4 separate regions of the Homo sapiens genome follow, and all the other regions are linked to region 4. Evidence: chromatin contacts called from ENCODE Hi-C or POLR2A ChIA-PET data. All regions are on one chromosome and are shown on one strand. Each heading gives the region's core, a stretch centred on a gene start or an enhancer-like site at or near the end of the contact. The rest is flanking DNA. Distances are from core to core; before and after follow the strand shown. Region 1 overlaps TEAD1 (TEA domain transcription factor 1). Region 2 overlaps TEAD1 (TEA domain transcription factor 1). Region 3 overlaps TEAD1 (TEA domain transcription factor 1). Region 4 holds the start of PARVA (parvin alpha).

What was found. Hi-C counts contacts between places; a loop is a spot of excess contacts on that map. ChIA-PET counts read pairs that join two places held with the same protein, here RNA polymerase II (POLR2A). Pooled maps may share reads with other maps.
Region 1: a pooled map shows a loop between it and region 4 (1.9-fold over the local background). The contact joins the enhancer-like site here to the promoter of PARVA in region 4. A Hi-C loop is called at or near these places in 1 of 50 pooled maps. POLR2A ChIA-PET finds 5 or more read pairs at or near these places in 3 of 52 experiments (Caco-2, H1 and activated CD8-positive, alpha-beta memory T cell).
Region 2: a loop to region 4 is called in a map of right cardiac atrium, with 2.1 times the contacts of the local background. The contact joins the enhancer-like site here to the promoter of PARVA in region 4. A Hi-C loop is called at or near these places in 1 of 168 maps with a recorded cell type or tissue (right cardiac atrium). POLR2A ChIA-PET finds 5 or more read pairs at or near these places in 3 of 52 experiments (H1, MCF 10A and activated CD8-positive, alpha-beta memory T cell).
Region 3: a pooled map shows a loop between it and region 4 (2.2-fold over the local background). The contact joins the enhancer-like site here to the promoter of PARVA in region 4. A Hi-C loop is called at or near these places in 4 of 50 pooled maps.

Annotation. Positions count from the first base shown.
Region 1 is chr11:12,800,636-12,803,771 of GRCh38, forward strand. The region is part of intron 3 of TEAD1 (TEA domain transcription factor 1); the gene reads left to right. Among named protein-coding and RNA genes, the nearest start is that of TEAD1-AS1, 120 kb to the right of the region's middle. Within about 2 kb of position 1,521, at least 21 of the 41 ENCODE cell types and tissues checked have a DNase peak (open chromatin) inside an H3K27ac peak, as active enhancers do.
Region 2 is chr11:12,826,955-12,830,268 of GRCh38, forward strand. All of the region lies in intron 3 of TEAD1 (TEA domain transcription factor 1), which reads left to right. LOC107984313 (a long non-coding RNA gene) reads right to left here. Exons shown (of 2, transcript XR_001748136.3): 1 at 853-3,314. Among named protein-coding and RNA genes, the nearest start is that of TEAD1-AS1, 94 kb to the right of the region's middle. RefSeq lists an enhancer at 1,367-2,005. Within about 2 kb of position 1,282, at least 22 of the 41 ENCODE cell types and tissues checked have a DNase peak (open chromatin) inside an H3K27ac peak, as active enhancers do.
Region 3 is chr11:12,722,814-12,726,114 of GRCh38, forward strand. All of the region lies in intron 2 of TEAD1 (TEA domain transcription factor 1), which reads left to right. Among named protein-coding and RNA genes, the nearest start is that of TEAD1, 50 kb to the left of the region's middle. RefSeq lists a silencer at 2,849-3,143. Within about 2 kb of position 1,703, at least 22 of the 41 ENCODE cell types and tissues checked have a DNase peak (open chromatin) inside an H3K27ac peak, as active enhancers do.
Region 4 is chr11:12,375,618-12,379,047 of GRCh38, forward strand. It overlaps PARVA (parvin alpha), which reads left to right and starts at 1,954. Exons shown (of 13, transcript NM_018222.5): 1 at 1,954-2,166. The coding sequence starts at 2,031.

The DNA.
Region 1 (3,136 bases), core at 271-2,770, 420 kb after region 4:
GACTGTAGGGAATGCAATGAAAGTGAATGGTGACAAAAAAATGAAAAAGAGCCTCAAGGCAGGAGCCATGGTTTTCTCCTCTGGGGTGGGAATTTTCTTCAATCTGGGAATACTGTGGTGGGGCCTCTCATCTTCCTTTCCTCCCTTCTCTGCCCCCAAGCACCATGTCTTTTTCCTAGCACAAGGCTAGTCTCATAGATTTCTAAGAGTCCTATATAGCTGTCTTTATCTTAGGCACTAGCCTAAGTACCCCTTGTGAATGGGGTTGGTTGCATCTTTGTGTTCTCAGTGTCAGCACCATGCCTGGCACAGAATTGGTGGTTTAAAAATTCTGTTGAATGCATGGATGGATGGGGATTGCTGGAAGCACAGCCTGGAAGGAGCAGAGGAAGGAGAGATTGAAACGAGAAGAGTGAGATGTCCCTGGGCAATGGCTGATGAAATTTAACCCAGGCAGGGAGGGGCTTGGGCTGAAAGCCTTATTAAAAAGCTGCCATCTGCAAAGCAAGAATTTAACTCCTTGGTTTCACAAGAAAAGAGTAAGTGTAGCCTAGAAATTGGGGCTGGATTTGAAAATTAGCCCCAATTCTGCAATTTTCACCGCAATAAAAGCTTCTCCAGTTATACATGGTGATTGGTCTTGATGGGCTATTGTGGACAGAGGAGGGTGCTAGGTTGGGGTGGACGGGGCCACAGCTCAGACTAAAAATCCCCTTTTCTCTCTTCATGAGCTTGGCTGCAGATGTAGAAACTAGAGCTAACAGCAGTTTTACCTCATCTTAAAGAAAAGTAGTAAATTAATGGAGGCTTTAATTAATTGCTGTGGTCTGTTGAGTACTTACTATAGGCTAAGGGCTGTAGGGAACACTTTAATTCACTGAATAATGTCAGTAACTCTGTGAAATAGATATTAGTGACCTATTTTGCAGATGCACAAACTGAAGCTCAAAGGGGTTTTCACAGATAGTGCAATACTAAGTTGGAGCCTTGGTTTGAACCTGAGCGTGTCTGCTTCCAAAGCCCATGCTCTTAGGTGGATTTTCAGTGATGCCAGAAGATGGTTGGACTTTCCTGAAGATGTTTATGTGCATTGTCGCCACAGAGTCAAACCAAGAATTGTATGGTTGTATTTCATTCAGAATCATAACATGCTTAATCCAGATGATGCCTCAGATGATGAAGGTGGGTTGCCCACAGGCTGTATTGATTGGTGATTCTTAAGAGTGTAAAAAAAGGAAATCACTTGATTTTGTTGTGGGGAGGCAGAATGTATCACACAATAGCTTGGTTGAGTTTGGCTTAATGTAGATATGTTTAATATAATTAGACTGAGGGCTGAAATGGGCACCTTCAGGTCACTGTGGAATGAGACAGAGCCCTCACTAGATTTTTGAGTCACTTGAGGTGGTTATGCCAAGCCCTGTTCACATTTCACACTTGAGTTTAAGTATTTGTGAAGGGAATATAGATCTTTGGTTTGAACTAGATATAGCTCAAAGGTTACCCATTCAGAACAGAGCATTTCAGCCTCAGGGCACCTACTTAGCCTCTAAGATGAGACCACATCTGAACCAGCCAAGTCAGCCTGGGATGAGGTTGGAGGAGAAAAATTCATGTGATAAGTCAGATTACAATTAACTTTTTTGTTATTACTTTTTGAGTGACCACAATGTGTGTGGGACTTCGAAATATGGAATAATGATGGGTTTTATTATTTCTTTTTGAGAAAAATCCAGTCACTTTTTTTTTAACCCGAGGAAGTTGAATCCTGAAGAAGGGGAGATTTATCTCTGCCCTTTGAACTTAAAGCCCATAAAGTAAAATATATAGTTTAAAACAATTACATGTTCCCCCCATCTCACCGCCGCCCGACCCTTCACAGATAGTGTTTGACAAAACACTATTTAGGAAAGTGCCTGACTGGTGGTGGAGGGGCCTTGCTTCCTGTGAATCTGCATTCCCTGTGCCACTTGCTTCCTTCCCTGAGAGGTTCTGGTGGCCAGGTGTTATGAATCCAGGTCAAGATGAAGAAAACACACTTTTGTCATTTCTTCAGGCATGTGGCCGACCCGACCGGGTCTCAGGTATTCCAGATATGAGCGATGTGCCGATTGCGCAAGGCTGGAAGCATTGCTCACTCGGAGATACCGAGGCCTGCTTGCCCCGAGCCCTTTGTTCTCCTGGTTGAAAGCAGTTAATTAGCAACTGTCTCCATAGCAACACCCTCATAGTCCAAAAACATTGTCTAGTTTTTCAGTTTAGCTTATCACACTGTTTACCTGAAGGGCTTTTCACTGCTCTGAGTCTCATTTGAGTTGGCGGCATGCCTGTTGGGGAAGTGAATTGTCAAGATAGAAAAAAACACCATGGTAGCAAGAAGCCGAGGAGACTTCTCTCTACCCAGCCCAACCCGGGCCCTGGATTCTGGGAAAACAGAAGTTGCGCCTGCCTAACATTTTCACCTGTATTTTTTTTTTTTGTTTTGCCATAAAACTGCTGTTCTCTCCACCAAGCCCTGAATTGTGAGGATTTTTCCCCCCTTTCCCCGAGAGGCTTTCTAAGCTCTTTAATATTCCCTGTTTATAGTACATTTCCATGATTAGTCATCTTGAAACCCCGAGTGTTCTCAGCCCCTGTACATTCGAGGAAATTTTGCTTCCCTGAGGGTCTTGGCATTTGCAAAGGCCCTTGGATGAAGGATTATGAGTCTGAATGTGAATTAGTCAGAGCAGCTTTGTTTTTAGGCATAATGAGGAAAGGCTTCTCTTTCTTGGTTTAAGTTCATTGTTTGTGGGAAGAAGGCAACTTCAGGTGGCTTGTTGGTAAAATAGGAAAGGAAACTGTAGCTTTTTTATAAGCCATGCAATGAAGATAATTTTCATAGCTTTCATGGACTGAGTGCAGTCTGTGTGGCCCTCCATGCCAGCTGTGTGGCCCTCTGTGCCTGCTGTGTGGCTCATGGCGCCAGCTGTGTGGCTCTCCGTGCTGGGACGCTTAGGAGCTTTTTATCTCACATCTGCAATGGGAAGACAGGAGGCAGATGGGAAAGAAGACTGCATTTCCTGAATGCCTACCACATTTCAGTTGCTGAGCCAGACTTTCACAAAATGAGGTCTCCTGTATCCTTCACAGCAAA
Region 2 (3,314 bases), core at 32-2,531, 450 kb after region 4:
TACTCCCATGGTTTGAATTCATAGAGTAACTCAAGGGCAATAGGGAATTCCTCTCAACTCTCTGTCTCCAAGAATACCTCTGGGTGCTGGAGAGATGCCACTTATCAATTCTGTTGTTATTGTTTTTAGGGCTGTAAGCCTTCTGGATAGAACTCAGTGGATTTTCCTGAGTAGTGAAGAATTAAGTGAGATGAGGGAAAAGCATTGAGAGTAATTATCAGCAGTGGACTATGCCTGAGTTTTTGTTAGCCCTGAACTTACATATCCTGACTTTACTAGTCCATGAGTTCTTCATAGTCAGGAACTGTACCTTTTAATTCTCTGCATCTCCTAGGGGCTTTCTCAGTGCTAAGCAAATAGTAAATATTCATGAGATACTGGGATTGTGCCCAGCATTTTCTGAGTTTTCAAATAGATGAAGTTATAGAATCATATTCATATCAAAGGAAGTTCCTGTGTATAATCTCATTTCATTCTGTCAACAACCCTAGGCTTGGGGTGGGTGTGTTGGTGTGGATGAGAACACTTAGTATCCCTATTTTACAAGTAGGAAAAGTAAGACCCAGATAAGTTAATGACTTGCTAAAAATGATACAGCTCTTGAGAGACAGCAGACATTTGAATCCCATCTACTGATTCTAGGTCCTATGGTCATTCCTTTGCTTTATGTTGCCTGTTTTGCAGACTGTCAAACGCATCAGACACTTCCAGTGGTTTTTCAGTGGGTTTTTGTCCTAGTGACAGTCCACACATCCTGCTCTCCTATTATCACATTTGCAGGAGGAAGTGAGACATCTTTTGACACTGGTGATATGGGAGAAGGAGAAAAATCCTAGAATCAAAGATACTTACTCCTTGCTTCCCTCTACTCATACTCTCTGGAAAGAAACGTTTAGGGACTTCTTGTGTTGTGCCTGTTGTGCCAGGACAGCTCAAATGGATGCTTTTGTCACAGCCCCTCCACCTTTAGCAGAAGTTGTTGTATTCCTAGCCAATGCAAAAATAAACAAGTGAGGGAAAATGACATTTCCTGGTAATGGAAAGTAGCAGTTGGTGAGACTTTAGACAAGAAGCGGGTGTTCCAGCCAATGAGCAGTGACCACAGTGGAGCTAGTTGTCGGTTTACTTGGCTGAAGAATATGTTTGCCTGCATCCTGATTGTCAATAAAGACGTTTAAAAACCCCAGCTTGACTCTGGCGGGCTGAGGGTGCTGCCGTGCCACTGCTGCAGGATGGAGCTCTCTTCCTGGTGGAGACTTGATTCACAAGGACGCTAATTATTCATTCTTCCTCCGTGCAGCCCGCTGAAACAATTGCTGTGCTTGTTCGGTGCACAGTGTGGCGTCGGACAGTCAGGCCTTTTTATGTAACTGATGGCGCTGTATGTTCATATTGTTCTTTATGTACTTATTTTATAGCTTATGCAGCAGACATTCGAGTCAATTAGCTTCTTGTCTTGCAAACTGGGCACTGCTGTTCTAGAACCAAGTTAGAAGGGTGTGTTGAGGGCGACCCGGGCAGACCTCTCTCCTTTCTTTTTGTGCTGTGTGGGTTGGTTTCAAGTTACAGCATTTTTATTGGCTCTTGTTTGCTGAACCTTGGTTTCAAAAGCTGATGTTTGAGTTGAATTTCTTAAAGATACAGCTTTTGTTTTCACAAAACTGAAGTCAGGCAATATGCATAGCCCTTGGGAGTGTGGGTTTTTTTTTTTTTTAACTGAGTGATTTTTTTTTTTTTTAAATGGTACCTATTAACCAAAAAATCTAAGCGAATGGTTTCCTAACTCACTTTTCCTTAACTGGCGTCAGCATGGAGTCCTTGTTTCTTATTGATTTGCATTTTTTTTTTTTTCTGTATAGCCTTACTCCTGACTCTTTTGTCCTGAATTTTTTTTTTTTTTACCCCGTATTTCTTGAAACCTGCCTGTTTTGGGGACAAGTTGGAGTTTAAATAAATTAGTTAAATTCTGTTGTGTATATTTCTGCAGATGATAATGTTTATGAAGCATAGATTCACTGTTTTGTGAGGATTTTTAAATATCGGAAAGAAAATTTCCTGCTTCCTCTTTCCATCTCCTTTTCTGTGGTTTTAGCCCCCTCGCCCTTAAGAGCCATCGGTTTGTTATTGCTGATTGAGGTAGTGGTGGTGGAAGCAGAGGCTCTGATCCAGAGAAACTCCCCAAGACGGAAGTGCAGCAGGCAGGATTTTTATCCAGCGGATTTTGACCCAGTAGACCCTAAAGAAGGTGCATGACAGAGACTCATATTTACCATACCATTGAATTCTCAGAGCTTTCCGTGGTGGCTGGCCCAAGGCAATTGTTCAAAACATACGTGAGAGAATGAATGAACAAATGACCTTGCCTACCAAACGTCTCCCTCCCTCTGTGTAAGCATCCCTTAAACTCTCCCAACCCAGGTGGCCTTGACATATCCCATGCTCACCCAGGACCCTGAAGTATGCCTCGGAGCAACTGGTTTCTCCTGACCAGTTAGTGTCAACTGAGACTAATGCAGAAAACATTGCTTACCCTAATGTTTGCCTTTAGAAGTAAAATCCAAACTGAAGGAAAGGACCTTGAATTTGTTTTTTATTCTTGCTGACTTGGAACATTGATAATGCTCATACTGATCCTCTGGCTAAACATTTTTCTTCCTTTATCCATGTATTTATTGAGCTCTCCACTGTTAGCATGAAAGGTGGAGAAGCAGGAATACATGGTGTGTGCTTCTGCTAGCCTTTTACTGTCCAGTTGTAGAGAGTAGGCCCAGTGAACTCAGTCAGGTGTTTATAAGATTGAGCAATTGAGCAGTTGCTGTATCCTGAAGACTGTATCTGGTGCTTTACTCTTGTATAATTCTTGAGACAGGAATACCTGGGTGTTGGCATCAAGGGGCTGTTGAGGCCATCTTTATTTCTCCATAACACCCAGCACAAGACATTTACATGTATGGGTTGGGTAGGGTAGGAGTTCATAGCTGTCCATAGAGCAGGGCAGGGACATTTCTGAGAAGGTCAGAGAGGTTTGATGAGGTGATTTTCCTGAGCTGGGCCTTGGGAGTGGAGAGATAGAGGGAGAACAGGTGCATGGACACAGAGGCCAGAAGGGCATCAGACAAAGGACCCCTGGGGCTGTGGGAAAGCCCCCGAGCCATTGGGAAATAGAGGAGCTTAGCCTTGCTAAGAGGAGAGAATTCAGAGAGCCATGAGGTGATTGAGGTTTCAAAGACCAAATAAACAAAGGAAGACAGCATCTTGGGGAGTGGGCAAGACCATGCCTCACCTGGCAGGTGAGGTCAGAGGATACCTGACCT
Region 3 (3,301 bases), core at 453-2,952, 350 kb after region 4:
CATATGTAGGCTCAATTTTGTATTCTGCTCTTTTCAGTAAACCTTAAGTAAATGCTTTCCAAATGGTTATGTAGTCTTCAAGATGATTTTTAATGATCTTACAATCTATCATCCCACAGGCTGAATTTACTTAACCATTCATCTACTGTTGGACATCTAGATTTTTTTTTTTCTGTAGTTCTGTGCTATTATAAGTAATACTTTGGGATATGGCCTTGTGCTTATTGTGGATTTTTTCCTTAGGGTGAATTCCCAGGAGCAGGATTTCTGGGTTAAAGGGCACAATTATTTTTTTGGCTCTCAATGGATATTGCTAAATTGCTTTCCAAAAGGGTTGTACCAGTTTATGATGCCACCAGCAGTGCGTGAAGGTACCAATTTCAGCATCTTGGCTTGCACTAGATAGTATAATTTTTACAAAAGTTTGGCTCAATGGTGCACATCGTTTAATTGATATTTCTTGGATTATGACAAGGTTGAGTATGGCTTTACTTACTATGTTTTGAGATTTTACTTAGTATTTTTGTTTTCTTACAGTCAGGACCTAGCTGTGGTTGAGGTCAGATTTTCTGTGTAGAGCTTTTCAGACTCTTGAATTTTACAGCGAAAAAACAAACCAAACTAACAAAAACCAAACCCAGAATTCATCTGTAAAATAAATACTTTGGACATATTTTGTGGTTGGATTAACTGTTCGTGATTTTAACTTCCTTATAGGTCATAAGTTAATAGGGCGGTATTTGGAGAGTAGCGGGGCTTTTCCTCTTCTCCTTAGATTCTCCTTTGTTCTTTCCCTCTACCATCCCCCCATTTCCTGTTTCCCTCCTCCCCTGTAAGCCCTGTTGTTGTCTTTTTGGAGATAAAACATAAAAGGATCAGCTTTTAGTCATGCTCCTTCAACTTATAAAATGTAGGTTGCCTAAATTATGTAGTACAGAGTGAGGATAAAGAAAATCACAGTATTGTAACACATTGCCTGTAACTGCTTTGCAAAAGCAAACGTCTCCCACGAAATCTTAGAAAGGTGTGTTTGAGGGTGTAATCTTGGCTTGTGGTGCAAGGGAGCCCAACTTGTTTTTCAAGTTGGTCTTGAATAAGTTTGTTCTTTCTGGAATGCTCGCCATCCTCAGTATGACAGAGTTCGCTTGATGACAAACTCTTTTACTCTCCTATACATACCATGGCCACTGAACTGGTTTGTTTATTTGCCTGGGGTAAATGATTGAAACACATTCCCCTTTGCAGTGGTGCTCAGCATTTGATAGATGATTCTTATTCCCCAGGCTCCTTCATGGTGATGCCAAGCCCAAGTCTAGCCTTCCAGTGGCCCCTGAGGCCACACTGTCCCCTCCGCAACAAACACTGAGAAAGACACACACTCTCTTGGGTGTGCACGTAGTTTATTGAGCTCGTGGGCTCTCCGTAATGCTGCCCCACTATGCGCATAGTAGGAGAATCCGATATTGGCAGAATAACTGGGTCTATGTACATAAAGTAGAATGATCGAGGCTCGATTTCAATTTAATTTGTTAATGAAACAAGATGGATCACATTTTCCCTTCCCGCACACCTCTCGGGCTGTTTGAGATGAGGCACAATTAATTTATTTGTACTGTCTGTGGAGGCGTATGCCAGCTAATGTAGTGCAAGAGCTTTTATCTTTATGTTTGTAATGAAGAGGGGCAGGCCGCTGGCAAATTGACAAGGAGTGCTGATGACTCATCCTCTGAATGCGAGTGCTTTCTTCTGAAATCATAAAATGCGCGTGCACACGCAAGCCTAGTTCCTGTTTGAAATGGACAGAACCCCTTTGGGAAAGTTCAGGTGCCTTTGAAACACTGCAGGGGAAAGAACAGGCCAGTGAGGCTGTTTCTCCGGCTCCCTGGCCTGTCTTGAGGGCAGAACCTCCTGCTCAGTGGGGGCCCTACTCTGGGATGGGAATTCCCATCCTCTCCCTGCCCTCTCCTCCTCGCCCCTCCTTTCCTTGGAAGGCTGGCTCCTTTGTACTGGTCTTTTGTGCTCCAGTAGGCAGCCTTCCCCACCTGCCAGGCCAGGTGCCTGGTTCACCTGGCGAGGCCTGTGCTTCCGGGGCTGCTCCCTAACCTTGATCCTGGGCAGTGCCCTGGGGCTTTGCTTTATGAGGCTGTGGATTCTGGGGCCTGGTTGATTTTAGCCTGGGAGTACACATGGGATTCCTCTGGCCTTTGCTTGAGTTCCCCAGGCCTGGGCTTGGTGGTGGCTGTGTTGTCACTCTGTTGATATGCCTCAGAAGAAATAGTTTACACAGTAACTAAAGTTGGTTTGGCCCTTTACAGTGTGTAAGGCTTTCTGGCATTAAAACAACTCTGAATTGGATATATTGTTACCCCACTTTATGGATGAGGAAATCGAGGTGCACAGAGGTTAAATGGAATGTCCATGATCAAGCAGCTAGCCGGTGGAAAGGTAGTGGGGACAAAACCTTGGACTTTAGAGTCTAAAACCTGACCTTACAATTTCTTTATAACATTCATTCATTAAGGACAAAATGAAACTTTTTCTGCATAAGAAATATATAAATTCTCTTCAAGAGTCATGTGAGAGTTTGACAGCGGACTAGAGTGACTATGGTTAACAACAACGTATTGTGTATTTCAAAGTAACTAAAAGAAAGGACTTGAATTGTTCCCAACACATAATAATGATAAATGCTCAGTGTGATGGATACCTTAAATTCCCTGACTTGATCATTACATATTCCATGCATGTAACAAAATATCACATGCACCTCATAAATACGTAAAGTATTACGTATCAGTTAAAAAAAAAATTAAAAAATATGTGAGTGAATATACAGATTTCTGTAGTTCAGTAGAATAACAGGAAATTCACAGGATGCTTTCTGGAGACTTAAAAGCAAAATGTTTGCAGTGGTCTGAGAAAGAAACCCTGAAGATTGTGGTCTAAGAAGTTTTCCTTCCTGTGTCAGATGCCTGGTCGAGCTGGTTGTACAGGAAGGCTAAGTGCATATGTCCCAGTCAGTCCTGTCACCCGGGTGTAAGCAACACAAATCACTGTGCATGGTTTTATTGAATTTCAGAGCCAGAAGGAACCATGGAGATTTTACAAATGAGGAAACTATGGCCTAGAGTGAGAGATTTTGTGTTGGGAAGAATTCCATTCATTTACCCAACCATCCTTCCACGCGTCCAACAAATATTTATTGAGCCAGTTTTGGGCTGGGAGATAAGGCTTAGGCTGTGAATGAAACAGGCACAGTCCTGTCTTCAAGGAACATAAAATAGCAGATGACACGGCTGAG
Region 4 (3,430 bases), core at 704-3,203:
ATCAGCTATTAATACATCGAAATCACCTGATGTAGTCTGTTTAAAAAACACCTATCCCTTGGTTTCACCTGAGATCGACTGAATCAGAATTTCTGGAGATGGGGCCTGTGAATGCAACAAACTTCTAAGCGACTGTGATGCACGATCGAGTTTGAAAACCACTGTTCTGTGCCAACCATTTCATTTTGTAGATGAGGAAATGGAGACTCAGAAAAGGGAGTAAACCTTTCCAAGATCACACCGCTATTGAGCTACGTGTCTCTTAATTCCCTGACAAGAGCTCTCGGGGCTGGAGATACGCTTTTGGAGATGTCCTATATCTGATATCCTGAACAAAAATGATTAATGATGTAATCAAAACACACTTATATTTTGGCTTCTCACCATCCCTTTAAGATTTATTGTCTAGGAGGAGTTGTAGTAATCTTCCCAGGCTAGCAGACATCATGACTTTTCTGCTGTTAAGTAAGAGGCACCAACTAAAGCAGATTTTTTTTTTTTTTAAAAAAGGTAAAATTAAGACTCTTAAGATAAAATGAACCTATACGGTGTTGAGAATCTGTTGACTATCTTTTTGTTAAATTTTAGTTCTACTCAGAAACTGTTGCTTGTCACTTTATTTAGTTTAAGGAACTGTGGATGGGTTAATAAAAGGCTGAGTAACATCTCCTGGGAAGAAGCACAGCTGGCCCTGGCAGGAAGTGCAAGTGGGGTCTGGGAAAAGATTCAAGGTCCAAGCAGCTACTCCCCACGGTTTCCATTACTCAGACCACGTGGCTTCTTGAGCACACTTCTTTGCTCCATTCTTTGGTTTCCCTACTCCTCAGCATGCACGTGGCTAGAAACAGCCACCCTAGTTTTGATTGCGAATGATCATCAGTCACGAGCACAACTTCTGACAACAGTCTCTCCAGCTTAGTGCAGTCTTAACTGGGGCCAGCTGATCGTCTGCTCTTCAGTAAAGCAGTAGCGCCCTTTGGATTAGGTGTTCACCCAGGTTCAATCAGCTGTGGCCTAGAAGGGGCCACAAGGAGGAAACACAGTTGCCAAGGTGCTGTGAGTCTGTGTGTGAGAGACAGACAGAAGGACAAAGAGCCAGAGTGAGAACTTGAGATGGGTAAGCTCAATAACACGTGCCTTTTAATCATTTCCAGTATGAGTCCTTCAAACACTGTGCTTTGTATGACTCCCCTGTTATCTCAAATGAGTCTGGTTGTCACTCTCTTGCTTTTATTTAGGCAGGATAAATTTTGCGGGAAGTCCTGTAGGAGCTCATGGTTGTGCTTTTCCCATTCATGTTTCCACCACCACGTGGGATCTTCCTTTGTATAAGCTGCTGGAAACACGGATGTCTTACAAGAATAAGAAGCCTCGGCTTTACCCTTGTGCACTCCAAGCTTCTCAGTCTTGGATGGGAGTAGAGACGAGGAGGTTGACGGTCATGGATAGGTTCAGGAGTGATTGGTTCTGCCCACTTTGGTGGGGCCTGGACACATTTTGGTTCACTGCAATAATTTCTTCCAGGAGCTGCAGTCTTGTGGGCGCAAGACGTGGGCCTGATAACCCCACAGGCAGTAGTGCTGGGGCAGAGCGAGCTCACCAGCCGCCGGCTGGAAGACCCCGGGAGAGTAGCAGGGTTGGGTTGGTTCTCAGATGTGTTTTGCGCCAGGCTGTGTGGTGGGGACAGAGCCTGGGTAAATGAAGCTTTCCGGCTCGACCGCTCCCAACCTGGGCACACACGTCCTCCTGTCCTGCAAGGGGCAGTTTTGGGGCATCCTCCCTGCTTGGGGCAACCCAGGGGCGCAAGGCGCGGCCCCGGGAGCGCAGCTCCTTCCAGGGCAGAGGGCGGCGCGAGGGAGGGAGCGAGGGAGGGAGCGAGGGAAGGGAAAGGCGAGCGTGAGCTGCCTCAAATGCTTGGAATAATTCCGCTTCCGTTTGGAAAGCCGCAGCCTCAGTCCCGCCGCCGCCCGCTGCGTCCGCCCAGCGCCAGCTCCGCGTCCCGACCGGCCCGCGGCAGCCTGCGCCGCGCCATGGCCACCTCCCCGCAGAAGTCGCCTTCTGTCCCCAAGTCTCCCACTCCCAAGTCGCCCCCGTCCCGCAAGAAAGATGATTCCTTCTTGGGGAAACTCGGAGGGACCCTGGCCCGGAGGAAGAAAGCCAAGGAGGGTGAGTGCGGCCAGGCCGGCCGGGCGGGCGGTAGGAGCCGGGGGTGCCGTAGGGGCCGAGGGGCCGGGGCACTGGGACCGGGCGGGAGCGCGCCGCGGGTGCCCGGCGCGGTGGGGCGCGCGGCGATGCGTGCGCGCGCTTCCCGGGTACGTCGGGCAGGAGCGACGCGCACCCCACACTGAGCCCGGGGCTCGCGGGCCATCGAGGCCACCCCGCCCGCTCGCGGTCGCCCGGGCGCTGCCCTCCTGGGCCGGGGACCAGGCCAACGCCCCCGCCGGGCCGTGGGCGGGCGCCGCTTGGCGGCCGGAGGCGGCGGGACCGGAGCCCAGGCGGGGCCCCAGCCCGCAGACAGTGCGATCCAGTAGGCCCTGCCCCGCCCTCTGCGCCCGAAGGCTGGCATTTCCCAAGTTTCCGCTGCAGCTTTCCTGGGCGCCGTCGCTCTTACTCGTTGCCTTCATTGGTCCTTAAAATCAGGTCGTTTCCTGGACCTGCTGACGTCCTCTGGCAGCGGCGTCGTGGCTTTGGCCTCTTCGGGATCTTTTGTCCATCCCGAGGGCTGAGAAGGGCTCTGTTAATGGAGTAGGTGGACATCGAGTGTTTGTTGAATGAATGAGCGAAAAACTGGCAAACCTAGCGTGCCCTCGGTGTAATACACAATAAACTCCCACCAAAGGAGAAAACCTGCGTGAGACACAAACTTCGTCATGGGCCTGCTGTGAACTCAGGCATTCAGGGCTTTCGTAAAAACCTTTGTTTTTTCCCCACCAGAGTGAATTGAGGCGACCTTATTCTTTTTTTTTTTTTTTTTTTTCAGGGTAGTTTGCATGTAAAATATTTTTTTTTCCCATGCACAGATTTTGCGTCCTGGTTTTTGGTTTGAAAACGAGGTGGCAGTTCTCAAGAAGCACTGTGGTGACTGGTGTGTAGATAGAAGTTGCTGAGTTAAACATTTTTGTTTTAAACATTTTTTAGTTGATGCATGATGTACATAGTTCTGGGGCACATGTGATAATGTAATACATTCATATAATTTGTAAAGATCAAATTGCACAGGAAAGGGGTCCCAGTCCAGACCCCAAGAGAGGGTTCTTGGATCTCACGCAAGAAAGAATTCAGGGTGAGTCCACACAGTAAAGTGAAAGCAAGTTTATTAAGAAAGTAGAGGAATAAAAGAATGGCCACTCCATAGACAGAGCAGCCTGGGGCTGCTGGTTGCCCATTTTTATGGTTATTTCTTGATGGTATGCTAAACAAGGGGTGGATT